Linked DNA regions of Homo sapiens: region 2 is linked to region 1. The links are chromatin contacts, found by Hi-C or POLR2A ChIA-PET in ENCODE. All regions are on one chromosome and are shown on one strand. The core of a region is the stretch at or near the end of the contact, and the rest is flanking DNA. Distances in the headings are between cores, read along the strand shown. Region 1 overlaps AAK1 (AP2 associated kinase 1). Region 2 overlaps PCBP1-AS1 (PCBP1 antisense RNA 1).

Region 1 (7,706 bases), core at 2,792-5,291:
CAAAGCCTTCAAAGGCTCTGTGTCTTCCACTCTACTATGATGTCAACTTTATGTTTTGGTCAAAGTTAAAGTATTACCTGGAGAAGTGCTGACTAGGCTTCTGGACCTTTAGACATATCAGTGTCCTTAGGGGAAAGCAGCATTTTAACAAAGCAGTTTAGCCATGTGAAATGGCCTAAGCTCTAGATCTGGAGACCAGGAAAATTCAGTGTAAGTGGGTAATTTGAGGTCTCATGAGGCCCATCACCTCCCTCAGTCCAATGGCCCACTTTAAGACAGGCATCTTGTCAAGGAAGATGAGATGCAAGCATCTGAAGGCACAGGCTTTGTGCAATCCCAACAGCTCCTAGAATCACACCCCAAATCATGGGGCCAATGATCAAGACCCCAGGAAGAGGGGAAATCACTTCCAAGCTACAGCACCATGATGCAATAAGAAATATATATTTGGTCGTTGCCCCTGATTCCTGACACAGAGCACCTAAAACCCTTGTAGTAATTTCCTGAGTGGTAGGGGTGATAGGAGCATCTTTTGTTAATATTTGGTCTTAGCCCCTGTTTCCTAACACAAAAGCGTCTAAAACCCTTGAAATCTCCAGAATGCAGAGTGTCTTTTTGTAAGTGAATGAAATGGCTAGTGGCTGGGCTTCCTAGGTAGCTTCCGGATGGGGGCTGGTTGGCAGGGAACTCAACCATGTGATTAGAAGGTTAGAACCTTAAGTCTTACCCCTAGCCTCTGAGGAGGGCAAGAGCTAGAGATAGAGCTAATCAACAAGGGCCAGTGATTTAATCAATCATACCTATGTAATAAAGCCTCCATAAAAACCCTAAATAAAGGGGTTTAAAGAGCTTCTAGATAGCTCCGTATGTGGAGGTACCTGGAGGGTGGCATGCCCAGAGAGGGCATGCAAGCTCCATGCCCCTTCCCCATCCCTTGTCCTAGGTAGCTCTTACCTGGTTGTTCATTTGTATCCTTTACAATAAACTGATAAACATAAAGTATTTCCCTGAGTGGTGTGAGCCACTGTTGCAAATGATCAAACAGGAGGAAGGGGTAATGAGAACCCCTAATTTGTAGCTAACCTGGTACCAGAAGCTTGCAACTGGCATCTGAAATGGGGGCAGTCTTGAGCCCTTAATCTGTAAAATCTGAAGCTAACTCCAAATAGATAGTGTCAGAATTAATTTGAATAGTAGGACACCCAAACGGTGTCTAGGAAGTCAAATAACTGATTGTTAGTGTGGAAAAAACTTAGATTTGGTGTCAGAAATGTGAGTAGAGGAAATGGTTTTCCTTTTGAGCACCACTATCAGGTGAGTCAGCTCAGAAGACAAGCAACAAAGAATTCATTAATAAAGGTTAAAATTAGTAAAATGCCTACTTCTGTTTCATTTACTGTCCATGACTAGAGAGAAATACCAAAGAAACACAAAATACTGGTGAGAAAACAGGCTGAAAACAAAGGCAAGGAAGGAGAAAGGGAAGAGGAAAGGCTCATTGAAGGAAGGCAGACATGGAGTCACACAGGGACAGGTGTAACAGCTGGAAGGAGGAGTCTAGTAAACTCTCTCTCATGAAGCCAGACCTGGTCAGGCCATTCCAGTCCTGCCCCGTGGAGCTGGCATTTCAAGCTGAAAGTTTCCCGAGAGTGGCAGCAACAGTGCAGGGTCCCAGGTGAGGGATTTAGTCATGGCACTCTCCACGGCATTTTGCTTCCTTCTCTCCCAACCAGGAAAACAAAAACAAAAACAAAAACCTTTGCTCCCAACACCCTGTCTCCTTCACCACTCTGGTAGGTTGAATAATGGTTCCCCCAAAAGAAAGGTCCATGTCCTAAGCCCAGAAACCTGTAAATGTGACCTTATATAGAAAAAGAGTCTTTGTAGGTGTAATTAATTGAAAGATCTCAAGATGGGGGTCATCCTGGATTATGCTGGCAGACCCTAAATCTAATGATAAGTGTCCTTAGAAGAGACACTCAGAGGAGAGACACACAGAAGAGGAGAAGGTCATGCAAAAACTGAGACAGGGACTGGAGTGATGGAGCCACAAACCAAGGAATGCCTGGAGCCACGAGAAGCCAGAATAGGCAAGAAATGATTCTCCCCTGGAGCTTTTGAGGGAGCACGGCCCTGTCAACACATTGATTTCTCACTTCTGGCCTCCAGAACTGTGAGAAGGTTAATTAATCTCTACTGGTGTAAGCCACCCAGTTTGTGGTCATTTGTTACTGTGGCCCTAAGAAATTAATATGACCCCAACCACGAGGAAAAAAACAAAACATGTTGCTGTCCTCTTTCCTCATGGGCACCATCAAAAACCTTCCTTCTAGGGTTTTCACTTACATAGTCTACCAAGGAAACTGCATGCCCATTGGTGCTGTCCTTTCCATGTGGACTTCGACCTCAGCTTAGCCACTTCTCGGGACTTCGCAGAGAAGCCCCGCAGGCCAGAATAGTTCAGTCCTGCTGGGCACTCAGCTGACCTCATGTCACTTGGGCTCTGATCCTTATGAGAGACACAGAGGATGGGAGGCAGGGTATGTTATTTTGCTTTTTAACCCAGTACCATTTAACCAAATGGAAATACCATTCCCATCTATATGACTCAAAAGATAAAGACAGACCACAGTGGAAGATGTTTTAAGAACTGGCCTGAGGAGTTTCTAGAAGAACCTGAAACACGGGATTTCCTGGGAGGACCTCCCCAATCCTCCCTCCTCCTCGCTCCTGGGTCTTGCTTTCTCTCATTTATTTTCTTCATTTCTTCCTTCCCTGTTTCTTTTTGGCTATGAATTTGCTCTTATATGAAAGAAACTGTACTCACACAGAAAGAAAGTGGAAAGCAAGAAACTGTGACAGTCAATCCTACTGCACTGGCTTCAACTCCTATACTTTTACAGCTAAATTCACTTCCCGGACTTGAAAACTTACTGGTGGGAGTTCAATGTCTGCCTTCCCCACTAGACTGTAAGCTCTAGGAGAAAAACACCTATAACTGTTTTGTTCATCATAATTTATGCAGTGCTTTCAACAGTGCCCTCATGACATGGGGCTTAAAATGTGTTTGTGGAATGACAAGTCTATATCAAAGGTTAAATACTAAAATGGTAAATTTTATGTTAAAGCTAAACATAGTGACTGGGCATGGTGGCTCATGCCTGTAATCACAGCACTTTGGGAGGTCAAGGCAGACAAATCATGTGAGCTCAGGAGTTCAAGACCAGCCTGGGCAACACGGCAAAACCCTGTCTGTACTAAAAACTGATTAGTGGGTACCACTTTCCTTTTCGGGCGATGAAAATGTTTTGGAACTAGATAGAGGTAGTGGTTGCACAACATTATGTTTAGTTTTGGTTTCTGGTTTTCTTTTAGAGATGAAGTTTGCTGTTGTCCAGGCTGAGCTTCTGGGCTCAAGTGATCCTCTCACCTCAGCCGCTTGAGTAGCAGGAATCACAGCCACCAGCCACCATGCCCAGCTGCACAACATTGTTAATGTACTAAATGCCACTGAACTGTTCACTTTAAAATGGTTAATTATGTTATGTGAATTTTGCCTCCATTTTAAAAAAAGAACGAAAAGAAAAAGGTGAAATAAACCTGATTTTGCCATTTAACAATAGAGTTCAAAGTAAAGTATATATAAAAAACTATTTTTTTTATGACTTAAGTAACCACCAGAGTACTGATGTTGGGGCCCAGGGTGTAAATCAGGGATTCTCAACCTGGACGCTCATGACTTTGGACTGTATAATTCCCTGTTATGGGGGCCATCCCCATCCCATGCACTACAGGATATTCACCAGCATCCCTGACCTCCATTCGTTTGATGCCTGTAATAGCCCTTTCCTAGGTGTGACAATCAAAAATGTCTCTAGATATTGCCAAGTGTCTCCTGGGGGGCAAAACAGCCACAATTGAGACCTACTGGTCTAAATGGAAAAAGGGCTCTCTAGCAATTATCAAAAATTTCTTCTTTTTCTATCCCTTGTATACCTACCAGTGTGACTCATTGTTTCCTGCCAATCCTACCAGCCACAAATGACCTATCTGTGAACTTCTAGCACCTGGTTATAATGCCCTTTTTCTAACCCCAAGTTCCCCCAAGCCACCCACGAGGGACCTGGACATGCTGCTTTCTGCCTGTGTCACTTGCCAGGCCACAGATTATCCAGGGGCCCTCATCCTATCCCCAGTGTATGGTAACATAGCTCCACTAGCACCTACAAGATAGAAGGATGTCCTTAAGGTATAGGTCAAGGAAAAAGCAAACCTACTGGTTTGACAAGCAGAACAGAGCCTCCCTGTGCCTAGGCCCTCATTCTCTAATCTCAGTCAAGAACAACAAAATTCCAAACCATCACACCACCCCCAAACAGGGTAACAGGTGAAATGAAAGGTTGAAAGCCCCTATCCCTAGAAGATATAAGTGAATTTTCAAGGAATTCAATTATCTCTAACTTTAAGGAACACAATCAATTCACATCGAGTTGCTTTGACATTAATCTTTCAGAAGACCCCACAAGCTTGAGAGGAGAAATGGATTCTAATCCCAATTGAACCTAGCTGTGTAGTTTCGGACAGGCCATTTAATCCTCTGGGCATAGTTTCTCCTTTGCAAGATCTGTGAGTTAGGCTGTTTGAATTCTAAGTTTAATGCATTAATTTAATACCTACTTCCTAAATACCTACTTATTAAAAGCATACAAAAAGATGAGTGAGAACCTAACCATACCCTCAAGGAGTCCAAGTTGGGTCAGGGATGAAGGGAGAACAGCTTAGAAGACTGATAAATAAATCGTTATTGTAAGATGCAGCAAATCCTAAAGAGGTATGTGCCACATGCTTGAGTGTATGAGAGTGCAAACATCAGGAACAACTAATCACATGTAAAAGAAGTGAACAGACATTCCCAGCAGCACGCTGTGCCTGCTCCTGTGAAGGGATAAAGTGAAGAGCTGGAAGCATTAGGAGTATAGAAGAGGCCACATTTAATGGAGATGCCTCTACTATTTTGGTTTGTTAACACCTAGAAAGAATATACAAGGAATAAACCATTTCCAACTCAAAGATTAGGCTTTTTGGCTGACAGAGTCATACCTCCTCCTTTATCTCGAGGCTGCTGAGCAAAGATTCAGGGAAGTGGTCCTTCATCATTCAGCAACCTCTGAGGTGAAGGGCTTCACTAAGAATTAATCATTAGTCTAGTGATAAAAAAGAACCATGAGGCAACCAACCTGACCAGGAGGGCATAAAAGTGAAAGGTAAGCAGGAGCTCCCAGCAATAAAATACAAAAAGCAAATTCAAAACCAGGTCCTGAAGATGCCTCTACAGCGACCATGCAAGGTCTTTTTTGTCACAAAGCCAAGACCCAAAGGAGAAAAAAGAATTCATGTACACATAAAATTAAATATAAGTAGAGATATAAATAAATATATAATATTCAATATACTAATATATAAGTAAAATACATGCAAAATAAAAATGGGTTCCTTTTAATAAGAGGAAGTTAAGCTGCCAAATAAATGCCATAAATTATAAATACCTAACAATAAAAACAACTTAGCTCCACAATCAAGCCAAAGGATAAATCATCCAACTTGCTCGGTCCTGCTCCTGCACCAGCCAATATCACTTGCATCACTAGCCCTCTGATGCCATATTTTCCTACGCCTCAGTAGCTTAGCGCAGGAGGTCAGAACTTTCCTTGCTCTCCTGAGTTGACTCCAAACCATCACTCCTCCACCCTCATGTAAAAATTCCTGCTCCTTTGAGCTCATGCCACGTGGCTACACTGGCTTCCACCCTGCCTTGCCTTTGTACTTCCCCCTCTGGCTCAGTCTCTAACATTCACGGATGCCTGTAGCATCTTGGCTTCCCTCCACTGCAACTCCTACCATCTTTCTGGGTGGTCTCAAAATCCACTTATTCCTAAACTGCAGCCTCCAGATTTCTTCACGACACTGACCTTTGGTCCTCTCAATGACCTACACATCCATGGCCACCCTCTAGACCTTGTCAACACAAATCTTAAACATCAGTCTCCCCCATTCTGACACACCCTCCAAGACTTCCATTCCCTTAGGCTTTCATTCTGGCCTGACCATCCAGTCCTCCATGCTCTGACTCTTCCATTTTCTTTCAATCAACCAATCAACCCCCTGCTTAGACAGGCTTGTCTCCCCATTCTGGCCCCATGGTTGACCATCTACACTGCTCCTTTGATTTCTGTGCACTCCTAGCCTCCCCTCACACCTCCCCAACCTTGAATCAATGCTAAATCCACCTGCTCTGTTCCTAACCTCAAATCACACAGCCTTACAAGACTGCCTCATGGTGTCCATCCTGGCTTGGGTCCTTTCCTTGTCCTTGGTTAGCTCCCTCTCTCATTCCCCTCGATGACTAACCCAACTCTCAGGAGTATCCTCAGCCCCATACTTACCACTATCCTCGGCAGACAACCTTGCCTCCTTACTCCAGAAAATTGAGGGTATCTGTTATGATTGCCTTCAATTCCCACCCTACCCCCAAGGCTTCCCCACTACAAACTTATCTATATCCATACAGATTCACTCATCTCCTCCTGTCTCAGAGTGTGAAATTTCCCTCTTCTTTCCCAAGGTTCAGCCTTGATCTTATTCATCCATCCACCCATTTAATCAACAAATATTTACTGTGTCCCTACTCTATGAGAGCCATGGTTCTAGGCCTGTGAATAAAACAGAAAAGCTCATAAAGCTTAAGTTCCAAAGAGGAGAGACAATACACAAACAAGCACGTTATATAGCAGAGCCAAAGCAGGGAAGAGGGAGGGAGTGCTGCCGGGAGGGAGGGGTTGCAAATTTTAATGGAATGGTCAGGGAAGGACTCTCTCAGAAAGTGACATTTAAGCAAAATAGGTGAGGGAGAGCAAGCTTTGGGGCTACCTAGAGGACACATTCCACAGGCAAGGGGAACAGCAAGTACAAGAGGCCTGAGCAGGGAGGTGCGAATCTGCCCTGCTTTAAGAAACCACAGGAAGGAAGCCAGTATGGATAGAGAGCAATAACCAGAGGAGAAGAGTAAAATAAGAATGCAGAGAGGAAACGGTGGGGCAGAGCATAGCACTTTCTAGGCCACAGCAGGATTTACAGTTTTACTCTGAGATGGGGAATCACTGGACGCTTCTGAGCAGAGGAGTAACTAACATGAAATGATTGGCACTTTAAAGGCTCACTCTGGCTACTGTGCTGAGTAGACTGAGGAGGCTCAGGCAGCAGTGGAGAGACCAGTGAAGAAACAGCTGCCATCATCCAGGCCAATGACAGGCTGGCCCAGAGAGACAGCAACGAAGGCAGTAAGAAGTGGTTGGACCTTGGCTGTATTGTGAATATAGAGCAAACAGGATTTTCTGATAAACTGAATGACAAGAGGTTTTTGGCCTGAGTATCTAAAAGAATGGAATTGCAATTTTTAAAAATGAAGACTACTCCATTCCCTCCTGTCTCCTCTGGGACCTTGCTCCATGAGGAACTGCCCTCTCTTCTGTTTTAACCTCAATCTCTCCCCTGACCTCCTCTCTCTAGCCTGGTGCCTCTTCCCATCAGCCTACTGATATGCTCAAGCATCTCCCAAGCTATGATCTCTCCCTTTCTTTTCTTATGAACATTTCTCAAAGAAATAGTTTAGACTTGGTGCTCCCACTCACCAACTCACTGTAATCTAT
Region 2 (6,994 bases), core at 1,322-3,821, 450 kb after region 1:
ACAGAAAAAGGAGGCGGCAAGCTGCATTCTGTGAGTCTGGCTGGAGAACGGGGGTTTCTAGGGGTATCTAGAGGAGTCACTTCCAAAGCACCAATTCCAAAAGGCACATTATGTAAAGGTTTAGTAGCTAGAGCAGCAGCAGGAAGCTAGAGATGTGAATAGAAAGGAGGTAAGGAAGATCTACAAATGAGGAAAGATGAAGGCAAGTTAAAGCCTTTCCTTCAGCCAGGCACAGTGGCTCATGCCTGTAATCCCAACACTTTGGGAGGCCAAGGCGGGCGGATCACCTGACTCAGGTCGGGAGTTCGAGACCAGCCTGACCAACATGGAGAAAACGCGTCTCTACTAAAAAAAAAAAAAAAATAACAAAATTAGCCAGTCGTGGTGGCACATGCCTATAATCCCAGCTACTCAGGAGGTTGAGGCAGGAGAATCACTTGAACCCAGGAGGCGGAGGTTGCAGTGAGCAGAGATTGTGCCATTGCACTCCAGCCTGGGCAACAAGAGCAAAACTCTTGTCTCAAAAAAAAAAAAAAAAAAAAAAAGCCTTTCCTTCGTCAGTAAACCAAAGGCAGAGATCATGGGCAGCTTTCTGGTGATTGTACCCTTAAGTTTCAACTTTCTATAGATGAAAGACAATGTATTTGGTCATGTTTTCCTGGTTACCCAAAAAATGACACAGCCCAGGCCTTACCCAACAGCTGATTCACCATCAATTAATCTGTATCACAGCCTGCTGAGCCTCACACCTCACACAGTCACACACTAGACAGCTCTGGGGGAAAAAAACAACCCAAGGTGAGCTGTCAAAGTCCTCTTCGTAACCTGACCTCGCCCTCTGGGGTAGGTTTCATTTCAAAACTGAAAGGGACTGAAGGGCTGGGGAAATCCAAAGATCAACAGAGCCAGGAACAGGTGGTTCCCACAGAAGCATCCCAGGTTGGAACTCAAAACAGAAACCAGACCACTGATAAGACATGGTTTATGATGTCTGTCTCCAAGCCTTCGGATGCCATTTATATGTTTTTGATATTTACAATAGGGCATGACCACATTTATCCAACTCCTGACTACTAAAAATCTAATTCTCCAAGTGCTCAAGCAACTTCCTGGTTTTATTACATTTTAGAGCTTCGGGGTAGCTCAATAACTGAGATACCAGGGAACTTGCGAATTCTTTAGCCCTTCAAATGGGCCACAAATAATGAATTTTATCTCTTCTTCCTTCTTCATCTCCCCACAAAGGCTTGGCAAAATTCCTGTCTCACTAAAAAGTTTCTAAGTTGTTCATAATGGCCCTCTCAATGGAGCAATATTCAATACACAAAAGTCTAGTTCATCAAAGGAGTCAGGTTATTTGCTTGAGGTTCATCTGTAACTAGCTATATGAGCTTGGACAAGTCACTTCACCTTTCTGAGTTCTATAAAGTAAGGAGGTTGGAAAAAAAAAGAAAGGGAAGCAATAAAACAACCTTGAACAGAAAAAAGACTTTAAGTTTTTAAGTCTAAAAGGCTCATCAAGTGCCAACAAGTGTTATTTTTAAAAGGCATACACCTCAGCCTGGCCAACACGGCGAAACCTCATCTCTACTAAAAATACAAAAATGAGCCAGGCGTGGTGGCACGCATCTGTAATCCCAGCTACTCGGGAGGCTGAAGCAGAAGAATCGCTTGAACCCAGGAGGCAGAAGTTGCAGTGAGCTGGGATCGTGCCATTGCACTCCAGACTGGGTAACATGAGCAAGACTCCATCTCAAAAAAAAAAAAAAAAAAAAAAAAGACATACCAGAAGCATACCACAGGAAACTCTAAGCATAAATAAAAATTCACAAACTTCCAGAACAAGAGAACAGATTATTACTTACAAGGAAAAAAAATCCCATTGGACTTCTCATCTGTATCACCAGAAACTCAAAACACTGGAAAGCTACTTAGACTTTGTCGAGACTAGGACTAGTATTCCAAGAATTCTAAACCTAACCACAATATCATTCATACACGAAGGTTAAAAAGAAATTGGACATAAAAAGACTTTGAAAGTACCACTCATGCCCCCCTTCTAAGAAAATCACTCAAAGAAATGTCCTACTTGGCTGGAAGTGGTGGCTCACGCCTGTAATCCCACCACTTTGGGAGGTCAAGGCGGGCGATCATGAGGTCAGTAGGTCGAGACCAGCCTAACAGTGCAAAATCCTGTCTCTACTAAAAAAATAAAATACAAAAATTAGCTGGGCACAGTGGCGCACGCCTGTAGGAGGCTGAGGCAGGAGAATCGCTTGAACCCGGGAGGCGGAGGCTGCAGTGAGCCGAGATTGTGCCATTGCACTCCAGCCTGGGTGACAGAGTGAGACTCCGTATCAAAAAAAAAAAAAAAAAAAAAAAAAGGAAATGTCCCAGGCAATTAACATTTAACTGTAACAAAGCCAGGAAAGACAAACTATATAAAAAACATGTTTCCCCTCCCCAACAAAAACCTTTTAATGAGTTTGGACCAGATGACTTCGAATGGCCTTTCCAAGTATAAACAGAAACTGCCCTGTACACCACAGTCCCTGGCAGTCTGGGTTTGTGAGTTGTTCATCACCTAGTGGCCTGATGAAGTAAATGCAGTTTGTCAAGTGCCCGGATAAACTTCCAGCCATTTTGTGAGCTCTGATGGCGTATGCAGCAGGGCAGCAGCCTGACCTCCTAATGATTACAAGAGTAGGAGACTGCAAACCCTCCAAACTCACAGACAATTGTAAAGACTTAGCTCACCATCAATTCATTCTTCAAGGAGGAAAGGAAAGCATACTCACCTTGTAACTAAATAATCCTAAGTGAAGCACAGATTTGTCAGACTGCATTTACAAAGTAGGGAGAAGTAGAAATTGTTTCTGTGCAGAATGATCTGAACTGAAAGCAAGTTTAGGTATTAGGATAAACTGCAAATATGTCTTACACATAGGAAGACTGTCTTCAAAGGTTCATGAGTTTGCATGTGGAAGATGTATTACATTTATTCTGTATAGTTCCGGGGTACTGGTCTAAAATTAGGCCGGGCACAGTGCCTCACGCCTGTAATCCCAGCACTTTGGGAGGCTGAGGTGGGAGGATCACCTGAGGTCAGGAGTTCCAGACCAGCTTGGCCAACATGGTGAAACCCCATCTCTACTAAAAATATAAAAATTAGCCAGGCGTAGTGGCACACACCTGTAATCCCAGCTACTCAGGAGGCCAAGGCAGAAGAATCACTTGAACCCAGGAGGTGGAGGTTGCAGTGAGCCGATATCGTGCCACTGCACTCCAGCCTGGGTGACAGAGTGGGACTCCGTCTCAAATATAAATAAATAAAAACAAAAATTAAATTAATGAGAAGTCTCAATTAGATTTCAATTCAAAACAAGAAATAATTTTCAGCAGGGCACAGTGGCTCATGCCTGTAATCCCAGCACTTTGGGAGGCCAAGGCGGGAGGACTGATTGAGGTCAGGAGTCCAAGACCAACCCAGGCAACATAGCGAGACCCAGTCTCTACAAAAATTTTTCTTTCTTTTTTTTTTTTATGAGAAAGAGTCTCGCTCTATTGCCCAGGCTGGAGTGCAGTGGCACGATCTCAGCTCACTGCTACCTCTGCCTCCTGGGTTCAAGCAATTCTCATGCCTCAGCCTCCCGAGTAGGTAGGATCACAGATGTGAACCACCATGCCCAGCTAACTTTTGTATTTTTAGTAGAGATGGGGTTTCGCCACATTGGCCAGTCTGGTCTCAAACTCCTGGCCTCAAGTGATCCACCCACCTCGGCCTCCCAAAGTGCTGGGATTACAGGTGTGAGCCACTGCACCCAGCCTCTACAGAAAATTTTTAGAATTAGCCTGGTGTGGTGGCACACAGTAGTCCCAGCTACTCAGAAGACTGAGGCAGGGGGATCACTTGAGCCCAGGAGTTCAAGGCTACAGTAAGCTATGATCACACCACTGCACTCTAGCCTGGGTGACAAAGCAAGACCCTATCTCTTAAAAATAAAAAAAGGCCAGGTGGCTGGGCGCAGTGGCTCACGCCTGTAATCCCAGCACTTTGGGAGGCCGAGGCGGGAGGATCACTTGAGGTCAGGAGTTTGAGACCAGCCTAGCCAACATGATGAAACCTGTCTCTACTAAAAATAAAAAAATTAGCCAGGCATGATGGTGAGTGCCTGTACTCCCAGCTACTGGGGAGGCTGAGGCAGGAGAATCACTTGAACTCAGGAGGCAGAGGTTGCAGTAAGCCAATATTGTGCCACTGCACTCTGTCCTGGGCGACAGAGCAAGATTTCGTCTCAAAAATAAAATGAAATAAAATAAAATAAAAACAAAAATAATAATTTTTTGCAGGGCATGGTGGCTCATGCCTGTAATCCCAGCACTTCAGGAGGTCAAGGCAGAAGGATCACTTGACCCCAGGAATTCGAGACCAGTCTGAACAATATAGTGAAACCTTGTCTCTATAAAAAACTAAAAAAAAAAAAAAAAAAAACAGCCGGGCATGGTGGCATGTGCCTGTAGTCCCAGCTACTCGGAGAAGGGAGAAGCTGAGGGGGAGGATCGCTTGTGCCAGGGAGGTTGAGGCTGCAGTGAGCTGTAATCCAACACTGCACTCCAGCCTGTGTGACAGAGCAAGACCCTATCTCAAAAAATTATGATTATATTTCTACCAATGAGAGCTTTTCAACAACGATGTCCTAAGAACTGATGAGCTCCCCTATTAATGGAGGTATTCAAAGAGAACTTGAAAGATCATTTGTCAGGAGAATGATAGAAAACATTCCTGTAATTGGATGGCAGGCTGGAGACAAGGAGACTGCATAAAATTACTTCAAAGGCTCTTTTCAGCTCCAAGAGTTTTTATTCTAAATAAAAACAAAACAAACAAAAACCACTAATAAATAACTAAGAAGTCCCTCTTCTATTTTTTTAAATATCCAACCAGGCAGTACAACTTAGTAGCTAAAAGTACGGGTTTGATACTACTTTCTCTTGAGTAAATCTGGACAAATTACTTAACTCTACTTGCCTCTGTTTAGAATAAGAGTACCTATTTTGTAAGATTACTGTGAAGATTAAATGATACTTCATTTAATCTTTAACGATACTTAACGATACTTTGTTAAGTATTTAAAACAGTGTCTGACACATGAATGTGTTTAAAACTAGCAGCTTAACAAGGAAAGAAAAAGGAAAGGTGGAGATGGGAGAAAGGCAAGGAATGAAACCTAAATGTGCGGCTTGTTTTCATTATGTGTACCCAAGCCTCAACCAAAGCATTGCTGGCTGTTGCTGGCCAGAGGCTGGGTTCCCTTGGCAACCAGCCTCAAAAAAGAACCTAGATCTACCTTCTTCAGGGAGACGGCTCATCCCTTGCCCTAGAATCTGGCATCTTCCCTGCACAAGGCAGACTCTCTAAGAACTCACAGCCAGGTGCGGTGACTCACACCTGTAATCCCAGCACTTTGGGAGGCCGAAATGGGCAGATCACGAGGTCAGGAGATGGAGACCATCCTGGCTAACACGGTGAAATCCCATCTCTACTAAAAATACAAAAAAATTAGCCGGGCATGGTGGCGGGCGCCTGTAGTCCCAGCTACTCGGGAGGGTGAGGCAGGAGAATGGCGTGAACCCAGGAGGCGGAGCTTGCAGTGAGCCGAGATCTCGCCACTGCACTCCAGCCCGGGCGACAGAGCAAAACTTCATCTCAAAAAAAAAAAAAAAAAAAAAAAAAAACAGAAATCACAAATACCATTGCCCCAAACTCAAGGAGCTAAGCAGGTGTTAAGCAGGTGTTACTCTTACTTCCTATGATCAATTACAGAACATCAGAGTTCAAAGAGACTTCAGAGGCCATCTAGAGCAACTGCTTTTTTTTTTTGGAGACAGAGTCTTGCTCTGTCGCCCAGGCTGGAGTGCAGTGGCACAATCTTGGCTCACTGCAACCTCTGCCTCCTGGGTTCACGCGATTCTCCTGCCTCAGCCTCCCGAGTAGCTGGGACTACAGGCACACACCACCACACCTGGCCTTTTTTTGTATTTTTAGTAGAGACAGAGTTTCACCATATTGGCCAGGCTCCTGACCTCGTAATCCGCCCACCTCGACCTCCCAAAGTACTGGGATTACAGGCATGAGCCACCGCGCCTGGCCCCAACCCCTTTGTTTAATGAATAAGGACCATAAAACTAAAAAAAGTGAAGTCCTAAATATGGCAAGTTGGTGGCAGGGTCAAGTCAAGATCACAGTCCTCTTTATTCCTAGTCCAGTGGTCAAAATCTTCCCATTTTTCATATGAGAAAAACAGAGCTGGCCCTACTACTCTTATACCACACAGTCCATACTACCTACTTAACAGAGGTAAGAAAAGACTACAAGCAGTAGAGTGCAGAGGTTAAGAGCATGAACTCGGGGCCAGGCGCAGTGGCTCACGCCTATAATCCCAGCACTTTGGGAAGCCGAGGCAGGCGGATCACGAGGTCAAGAAATCGAGCATCCTGGCCAACATGGTGAAACCCTGTCTCTACTAAAAAATAGAAAAATTAGCTGGGCATGCTGGCATGCACCTGTAGTCCCAGCTACATGGGAGGCTGAGGCAGGAGAATCGCTTGAACCCAGGAGATGGAGGTGGTTGCAGTGAGCCAAGATTGCGCCCCTGCACTCCAGCCTGGCCACAGAGCAAGATAACATCTTTTTTTTTTTTTGAAACAGAGTCTCGCTCTGTCGCCCAGGCTGGAGTGCAGTGGCGCGATCTCGGCTCACTGCAATCTCCGCCTCCCGGGTTCACGCCATTCTCCTGCCTCAGCCTCCCGAGTAGCTGGGACTACAGGCGCCTGCCACTATGCCCAGCTGATTTTTTTTGTATTTTTAGTAGAGACACGGTTTCACCGTGTTAGCCAGAATGGTCAGAGCAAGACAACATCTCAAAAAAAAAAAAAAAAAAAAAGCAAGCATGAACTCAGGATGGACTGCCTTATTTAAATCCCTGCTCTACTA

What was found. A loop is a pair of places that touch in the nucleus more often than their neighbours do. ChIA-PET counts read pairs that join two places held with the same protein, here RNA polymerase II (POLR2A). Pooled maps may share reads with other maps.
Region 2: a loop to region 1 is called in a pooled map, with 2.6 times the contacts of the local background. The contact joins two enhancer-like sites. A Hi-C loop is called at or near these places in 1 of 50 pooled maps. POLR2A ChIA-PET finds 5 or more read pairs at or near these places in 3 of 52 experiments (GM10248, T-cell and activated CD8-positive, alpha-beta T cell).

The regions. Positions count from the first base shown.
Region 1 is chr2:69,612,815-69,620,520 of GRCh38, forward strand. All of the region lies in intron 2 of AAK1 (AP2 associated kinase 1), which reads right to left. Among named protein-coding and RNA genes, the nearest start is that of AAK1, 27 kb to the right of the region's middle. Within about 2 kb of position 4,042, at least 3 of the 41 ENCODE cell types and tissues checked have a DNase peak (open chromatin) inside an H3K27ac peak, as active enhancers do.
Region 2 is chr2:70,068,425-70,075,418 of GRCh38, forward strand. The region is part of intron 4 of PCBP1-AS1 (PCBP1 antisense RNA 1); the gene reads right to left. It also overlaps a transcript of ASPRV1 not described here and the pseudogene RN7SL470P. Among named protein-coding and RNA genes, the nearest start is that of PCBP1-AS1, 15 kb to the right of the region's middle. RefSeq lists enhancers at 907-986, 2,433-2,727, 2,665-2,734. Within about 2 kb of position 2,572, at least 33 of the 41 ENCODE cell types and tissues checked have a DNase peak (open chromatin) inside an H3K27ac peak, as active enhancers do.